Regions from separate parts of the Homo sapiens genome. Here region 2 is linked to region 1. Evidence: read pairs that join two places in POLR2A ChIA-PET (ENCODE). Cell type or tissue: GM12878. All regions are shown on one strand. Region 1 overlaps MGLL (monoglyceride lipase). Region 2 overlaps MCM2 (minichromosome maintenance complex component 2).

Evidence for each region. ChIA-PET counts read pairs that join two places held together with the same protein. Peaks named below come from ENCODE experiments on the same cell type or tissue, not always from the same donor. Only the 100,000 strongest peaks of a DNase experiment are listed, where the experiment ranks them.
Region 2: POLR2A ChIA-PET joins it to region 1 with 6 read pairs; 2 of 35 experiments call an interaction of 5 or more read pairs at or near these places.

The regions. Positions count from the first base shown.
Region 1 is chr3:127,806,014-127,810,013 of GRCh38, forward strand. The region is part of intron 2 of MGLL (monoglyceride lipase); the gene reads right to left. Among named protein-coding and RNA genes, the nearest start is that of MGLL, 15 kb to the right of the region's middle. In GM12878, no CTCF peak of the experiment used is centred here; a DNase peak (open chromatin) is centred at 2,438; H3K4me3 peaks cover 289 bases; H3K27ac peaks cover 1,788 bases.
Region 2 is chr3:127,601,815-127,605,814 of GRCh38, forward strand. MCM2 (minichromosome maintenance complex component 2) reads left to right here. Exons shown (of 16, transcript NM_004526.4): 3 at 2,794-2,969; 4 at 3,082-3,342. Among named protein-coding and RNA genes, the nearest start is that of MCM2, 5.4 kb to the left of the region's middle. In GM12878, no CTCF peak of the experiment used is centred here; a DNase peak (open chromatin) is centred at 2,402; H3K4me3 peaks cover 1,429 bases; H3K27ac peaks cover 286 bases.

The sequences.
Region 1 (4,000 bases):
AGGCTGTCTCCCCAATTCTTGGCTGGGGCCTCAGTGGAGATAGAGCCTGACAATGCCCATCTTTGTTCTGGTGCATAGAATTCTAAATGCACTGAATGGCCAGGTGGGGCATGAGCATGGGACTGTGAGGGTCCTCTCCTCTGGGAAGCCCTCTAGCTTCTCCAGGCAAATCACCCGGTCTAGACTCCAGACCCTGGCACATGCACTAGTGGCTTGCCTGCCTGCCGTTCTCCTTGGGCTGTGAGCCCTTGGAAGGCAGGGACCATGGGGTCTTAATGATTTCTCTGTCACCCAAGATCCAGCACAAGGCCTGCCATAGAGTTTGTGCTCAGTAAATATTTACTGAATGACACTGACGGATGTATGGATAAGTAAATGTGTGGATGGGTGGATGAATGAATAAATGGATGGATGGGTGGATTGGTGAATGGATGGGTGGAAGGGTGGATGAATGGGTGGCTGGGTGGATGTATGGGGTGGGTGGATGGATGAACGAATGAATGGATGGATGGATGGATGGATGGACGGATGGACTGAAGGATAAATGAATGTATGGATAGGTAGATGGTAGGTGGATGGATGAGTGGGTGTGTGAGTAGATGTATGGGTGGGTGGATAGATGGAAGGATGAATGGATGTATGGATGGGTAGATGGGTAAATGGATGAATGGGTGAGTTGGTGGATGGATGGGTGAATGAATGAATGGATGGCTGGATAAATAGGTAGATAGGGCCAGGCGCGGTGGCTCACACCTGTAATCCCAGCACTTTGGGAGGCCGAGGCGGGTGGATCACCTGAGCTCAGGAGTTCGAGACCAGCCTGGCTAACATGATGAAATCCCATCTCTACTAAAAATACAAAAATTAGCCAGATTCAGTTTGCTAGTATTTGTTAAGTATTTTTGCATCTCTATTCATAAGAAATACTGACCTTTAGTTTTCTTTTCTTGTGATGTCTTTGTTTACTTTTATTATCTGGGTAATAATGACCACTTAGAATAAGTTGGGAAGTGTTTTCCTCTATTTTTTGGAAAGGTTTGTGAGAATTGGTATTAATTCTTTTTACATGTTTGGTAGATTTCAACAGCAAAACCATCTGGGCCTGGGTTTTTCTTTGTTGGTAGTTTTTTTAGTTTTGGTTTTGTTTTGCTTACCAATTCAATGTCTTTACTTGTTTTAAGTCTAAGTTTGGGTCTTTCTTAAAATTTGTTCATTTCATTTATGTTATCAAATTTATTAGCACACAATTGTTTATAGTATTTCTTTATAACCCTTTTTATTTTAGAAAATTTGGTAGTAACATCACCTCTTCCATTCCTGATTGTAGTAATTCAAGTCTTCTCTCTTTTTTTCTTGATGAATCTAGCTGAAGATTTATCAATTTTATTGGTATTTTCAAATAACCAACTTTTGGATTTATTTCCTCTATTGTTTTCCTATTCTTTATTTCACTAATTTCTGCTCTGATCTTTATGATTTTCTTCCTTCTGCTTGCTTTAGGCTTAACTTGCTCTTCTTTTTTCAGTGTATTAAGGTGAAAAGATATTTGCATTTTAAAAGATAATTTTATTAAGTGAATCTCTGGTTGGTAACTCTGTCAGTGATGAGAAGAGAGAAGGGAGGTCTCTTGGCCACTAAAGACATAGTCATACAAGAACAGGGGCAGGAACTCAGAACTTCATTTTATGATGTTTTCTGACCCCTACTCTGGCTAATTTAGACATGCTGTGAAAAGTCTTTTTTTTTTTTTTTTTTTTTTTTTTTTTGAGATGGAGTCTCGCTCTGTTGCCCAGGCTGGAGTGCAGTGGCGTAATCTCGGCTCACTGCAAGCTCCGCCTCCTGGGTTCACGCCATTCTCCTGCCTCAGCCTCCTGAGTAGCTGGGACTACAGGTGCCCACCACCATACCCAGCTAATTTTTTGTATTTTAGTAGGGATGCGATTTCACCATGTTAGTCAGGATGGTCTCGATCTCCTGACCTCGTGATCCACCCGCCTCGGCCTCCCAAAGTGCTGAGATTACAGGCGTGAGCCACCATGCCTGGACGAAAACTCTTTTTTTCTCTGCTCCAGAGTCTAGCTTTCTTATCAAAAATTTTGTCTACAACCTCCAACATGACCATAGCCCCCAATGTGACCATTTCCAGATCTATGATGATTCTTTCAGTTGTGACAGAAAGTGATTCCCATGCTTATTGGTTTATGTGATTGTTAGGCTCAGTACTGTTAGGTTTGATTCAAGGGGTCTGGCAACATGACCAGGAACTGGTTTCTCTTTCAACACTTCTTAGCTTTGCTTTCTTAAGGTAGATTCCATTCTTGGTCAGACTTCCCCCTTGCAGTCTTAAAATGGTTGCCAGAGTGCCCAGGGTTCACACTTCTAGAGTCAACTTCAGAGGAGAAAAGTGACAGTTTCCTTCCCAAAAGTCCCAGGGGAAGTCTTATTGATCACTGACTTGCACTGGGTACTTGCCCATCCCTGAACCAATCACTGTAGCTGGGGAGAATGTAAAATGATGATAGGCTAAACTTGTTGCAAGATCAACCTCTCACCAGGGTGGAGTCAACACCAACAGAAACACATGGGCTGAAAGTAGAGGAGAGATGCCTCTTAAATTTAAGGCACTGTGGGTGGAAGAAGGAAATGGATACTGGGGAGGCAACCAACCAATGCCTACTCAGGCTCCAAGCTCATCTCCCACTATTCTCCAACATCAGCCTCTCTTCTCCTGCTCATTCCTGCCTCCAGTGCCTCTACTTAGTCTGGACATGTGCCTAGGATTCCTTTCCTCCTTCTCATTCATGCTCCTCCATATCTGTCTTGGGCCATTTTTAGACTCAGTTCAAGCATCAGCAGCCCAAACACTCACCACCATTTGGATCTTCCATCATTTGGATCCATCTGGCTGAAAGAATCAGAACATACCTGGTGGTTGAGACACATCGGTGTGGATTTTTGTATTATCAAGGTATATTTATAGGCAGATCCAAGGTTGGCTCAGCTGTTCCATCAAGGACCCAGATTTTCCCAGCTTTCTTCATCACTCTCTGTTAGCATGTTAGCCTTGCCATCTCATGACTACAAGATGGCTACTGTAGCTGCAAGCACTATGCCCACAAAGGCAGAATGTAGGGAGTGAGGGGAATTGGGGCAGAGAGAGAGATCAATCTTCTCATCTTGCTCTCTCTTACCTTTTATCATGGAGCTAATATCCTCCAGAAACGTCTTCTGTGTCTCATTAGCCATCACCAAGTCCTATAGCCAGCTCTAGCTGCAATGCCACTGGGAGAGGAGAATGGGAGAGCCATGTCTGATTAAGACCAATCATGAGGCCAGGTGTGGTGGCTCACACCTGGAATACCAGCACTTTTGGAGGCTGAGGAGATAGGATCATTTGAGCCTGGGAATTTGTGACATGCCTGGGCAACATAGTGAGATCCTGTGTCTGCAAAAAATTTAAAAATTGTCTGGGTATGGTGGCAAGTGCCTGTAGTCCCAGGTACTCAGGAGGCTGAGGTGGGAGGATCACCTGAGCCCAGGAGTTGGAGACTGCAGTGAGCTATGATTGAGCCAACACACTCTAGCCTGGGTGACAGAGCAAAGCCCTGTCTCTTAAAACAACAATAAAAAAAAAAAAGACTAATGAGTGATATCCCTGAGGACAAAAATCAGCAAGAAAGAAGTGAGGATGGCCACAGTTCTCTGCACAGTACCCTTACTCTGCAATGACAGAGTTCATTCCTGGCATGCTCCCATGATGTGCTGGCTCTGCCCTTGAGCCAGGTGGCCTGTGGGGCTTGCTGAGACTAGATGGTCTTGGACAAAAGACATCAAGGCAAAGGATAAACCAACAGCAACTTCATGCAGGCTGGGGCATCCACCACGGAACCACAGAGAAGTACGGATGTGAAAGGGTGAGATCCTTGTCCAATTCTAGACATTTAGCCACATAAAACCTTTGCAGGAATTTCTCTGTTGCTCTGAATGGACTAGACTGTAA
Region 2 (4,000 bases), 200 kb before region 1:
GTTCCACTCCTCCGTGTTCTTGCCAACATTGGTCTTTTTGATTCTGGCCATCCCTGCAGGTGTGAAGTGGCATCTCATTCCTGATGGCTAATGATGTTGAACATCTTTTCGTATGCTTGATTGGCTATCTGTGTATCTTCAGAGAAATCCTGGACTCACTTTTTAATTGGGTTGCTTGTCTTTTTACTATTGAGTTGTAAGAGGTTTTTTACATATTCTGAATATAAGTCCTCTATCAGATATGTAATTTGCAGTTATTTTCTCCTCAATCTGGCTTATCTTTTTCGTGGTTTTAATGTTTTCTTTTGAAGTGCAAAAGTTTTGAAATTTGATGAAGTCCAGTTTAACTTTTTTTTTTTTTTTTTTTTGTATGAACCAATTAGAAGTTTGCTGAGGGCATTTTGTGTGACTTGAGATCCAGGGAGAATGGGACCGATACCTTTTCCCCGAAAACATGGAAGAAATCAGACCTGGTCAACTCTGATATCTGCCTGGCTGGGTTCTGCTTGGGGCATCAACAGCATAAAAAGATTTGTTCTGACAGTAGTTTGACAATGTTTATTGCAGAAAAATAGTAGCAGTTTCTCTTGTCACCATTTAACCTGAAAAAAGGAGAATTCAAGGGGATTGTCTTGGGGAGGCAGTATGGCATGGGGGAAGGAGCTCTGGGCTTGGACTATATTTTGACACTCAGGTCTACAGAGCGACCATAGGCAAAAATCACATTTTCCCCTCAACTACCCATTTCCTCATCTTTCAGATGGAATGACAGTGTCTCCTCCTCAGGGAAGAGAGCACTGCAGGGAAGAGAGCACAGTGCTTTGCACTCGCTGGGTGCCTTATTAAGGCATTACTTCTCTTCAGTATCTGAAGGAAGATAATGTGGAAAATGTGTGTCTGATGGTCTTAGAGTAGCTCAAAGGGTTGAGACAGTGGGTGGCCATTTCAGAGGGCTGGTTTGGCTGACTGTGCATGGAAGCCAGGACATCAGGTTGTTGAAGGCGGCATAGTCAGAGATGGGGAAAGTACAGGGAGAATTCCAGCCCTCACGGGGAGTTGGGTCAGCTCTCTGAAGCCTTTTGGTCTAATGTTTTGTGGTTCCTTGAATTATTTTTTCTTATTGGGCGCATAGAAGCTGTCTGGAGATCTACCTCCCCTTTTGTAATTGTGGTAAAATACACATAACAAAATTTACCTTTTCTTTTGTTTTTTTTTTGAGACAGAGTCTCACTCTGTTGCCAGGCTGGAGTGCAGTGGTGTGATCTCGGCTCACTGCAACCTCCGAAAGTGATTCTCCTGCCTCAGCTTCCCAAGTAGCTGGGACTACAGGCGCCCACCACCGCGCCCAAGTAATTTTTGTATTTTTAGTAGAGACGGGGTTTCACCGTGTTAGCCAGGATGGTCTCGATCTCCTGACCTCGTGATCCGCCCGCCTCAGCCTCCCAAAGTGCTGGGATTACAAGCATGAGCTACTGCCCTGGCCCAAAATTTACCATCTTAACCTTTTTTGTTTGTTTGTTTGTTTGAGACGGAGTTTCACTCTTGTTGCCCAGGCTGGAGTGCAGTGGTGCTATCTCGGCTCACTGCAACCTCTGCCTCCCTGGTTCAAAGTGCTAGGATTACAGGCATGAGCCACCGCACCCAGCCCTTTTGTTTGTTTGTTTGTTTTGTTTTGTTTGCTAGTTTTTTGAGACAGGGTCTTACTCTGTCACCCAGGCTGGAATGCAGTGGCACGAACGTGGCTCACTGCAGCCTTGAACTCCTGCGCTCAAGCAATCCTCCCAGCTCAGCCTCCTGAGTAGCTAGGACTATAGGCATGTGCCACCAGGCCTGGGTTATTTTTTTTTTCTTTTTGTTTTTTTTGAGACGGAGTCTCACTCTGTTGCGACCAGGCTGGAGTGCAGTGGCACAATCTCTGCTCACTGCAACCTCTGCCTCCCGGGTTCAAGCGATTCTCCTGCCTCAGCCTCTCGAGTAGCTGGGACTAGAGGCACATGACACTACGCCCAGCTAATTTTTGTATTTTTAGTAGAGATGGAGTTTTACCATGTTCGCCAGGATGGTCTCAATCTCTTGACTTCGTGATTCATCCGCCTTGGCCTCCCAAAGTGCTGGGATTACAGGCATGAGCCACCGTGCCCGGCCATTTTCTATTTTTATACAGATGGGGTCTCACTATGTTAAGGCTGTTCTTGAACTCCTGGGCTCAAGTGATCCTCCTGCCTTCACCTCCCAAAGTGCTGGAATTATAGGCATGAACCACCATGCCCAGCCATCTTAACCATTCTTATGTGTATGGTTCAGTGGCATTAAGTACATTCATATTGTTGTGCGGCCATCACCGCCATCCATCCACAAAAGTCTTTTCAGTTTGAAAACTGAAACTGTCTCGGTTAAACACTAACTCCCCATTCTTCCCAGCACCTAGCAACCATCATTTTACTTTCTGTTTCTGTGAATTTGACCGCTCAGTGAGTGGAACCATATAGGATTTGTCCTTTTGTGCCTGGCTTCTTTCACTCAGAATCATGTCCTCAAGGTTCATCCATGTGCCAGCACGTGGCAGAATTTCCTTCTATTTTAAGGCTTCATCGTCCATCATATGGACAGATCGTGTTTTGTTCATCCATTGGAGATCTTTTCTGAGCCTTCTGTGTTTCTGACCTGGAAGCGCTGAGCCTACCCACAATGGGGCTCCTGAACCTTAGGGAACAGGCCCAGTTCCTGGATGGGGTTTGGTGCTTAGGGTTTTCCTTTTTGGCAGTAACCACATCTGTTTTGGTGCTCCCTCAGGGACTACCGCGCCATCCCAGAGCTGGACGCCTATGAGGCCGAGGGACTGGCTCTGGATGATGAGGACGTAGAGGAGCTGACGGCCAGTCAGAGGGAGGCAGCAGAGCGGGCCATGCGGCAGCGTGACCGGGAGGCTGGCCGGGGCCTGGGCCGCATGCGCCGTGGGCTCCTGTATGGTAGGTCCAGTTGTCTGCCTGCCCGAGGGACTGGGAAGCTGGGAAGGAGTCTGGGAGGGGAGTAGAAGGTGCTGGGGATGACCGCAGTAGCAGGTGTCTCTTGCCTCCCCAGACAGCGATGAGGAGGACGAGGAGCGCCCTGCCCGCAAGCGCCGCCAGGTGGAGCGGGCCACGGAGGACGGCGAGGAGGACGAGGAGATGATCGAGAGCATCGAGAACCTGGAGGATCTCAAAGGCCACTCTGTGCGCGAGTGGGTGAGCATGGCGGGCCCCCGGCTGGAGATCCACCACCGCTTCAAGAACTTCCTGCGCACTCACGTCGACAGCCACGGCCACAACGTCTTCAAGGAGCGCATCAGCGACATGTGCAAAGGTGTGGCTTCCCTACGCCCCCGCCTCAGCCCCTGTAGCGCCTCCCTAAATCCTCCCCAGAAAGTTGTCTGAGCCGAGTGAACACGTGAAGCACAGGGCATATGGCTGAGAGGTCTGTCAGAGAAACCAAAAGTTTTGAGTTTTGCATCAGGGCTCTCCTGCTGGCTATGCAGTGACCACATCTGGGCCACCAAAGCGTTTTTTGACAAGCTTGAAAATGGACAGATTTTATATAAAAATCTGGATTACTACTTTGATCTTTGTAATAGGAATTGACTCTTTTTTTTTTTTTTTTTTTTTTTGAGACGGAGTTTTGTTCTTGTTTCCCAGGCTGGAGTGCAATGGCACGGTCTCGGCTCACTGCAACCTCCGCCTCCTGGGTTCAAGCGTTTCTCATGCCTCAGCCTCCCGAGTAGCTGGAATTACAGGCATGCACCACCATGCCTGACTAATTTTTTTTTTTTAGTAGAGAAGGGGTTTCTCCATGTTGGTCAGACTGGTCTCAAACTCCCGACCTCAGGTGATTTGCCCGCCTTGGCCTCCCAGAGTGTTGAGATAACAGGCGTGAGCCACCGTCCCCAGCCAGGAATTGACTTTTAAAAGGGACATGTAGATCTTGATTCCTGCAATTCCTTCCACTGCTTTTTGTCCTGTGTTTG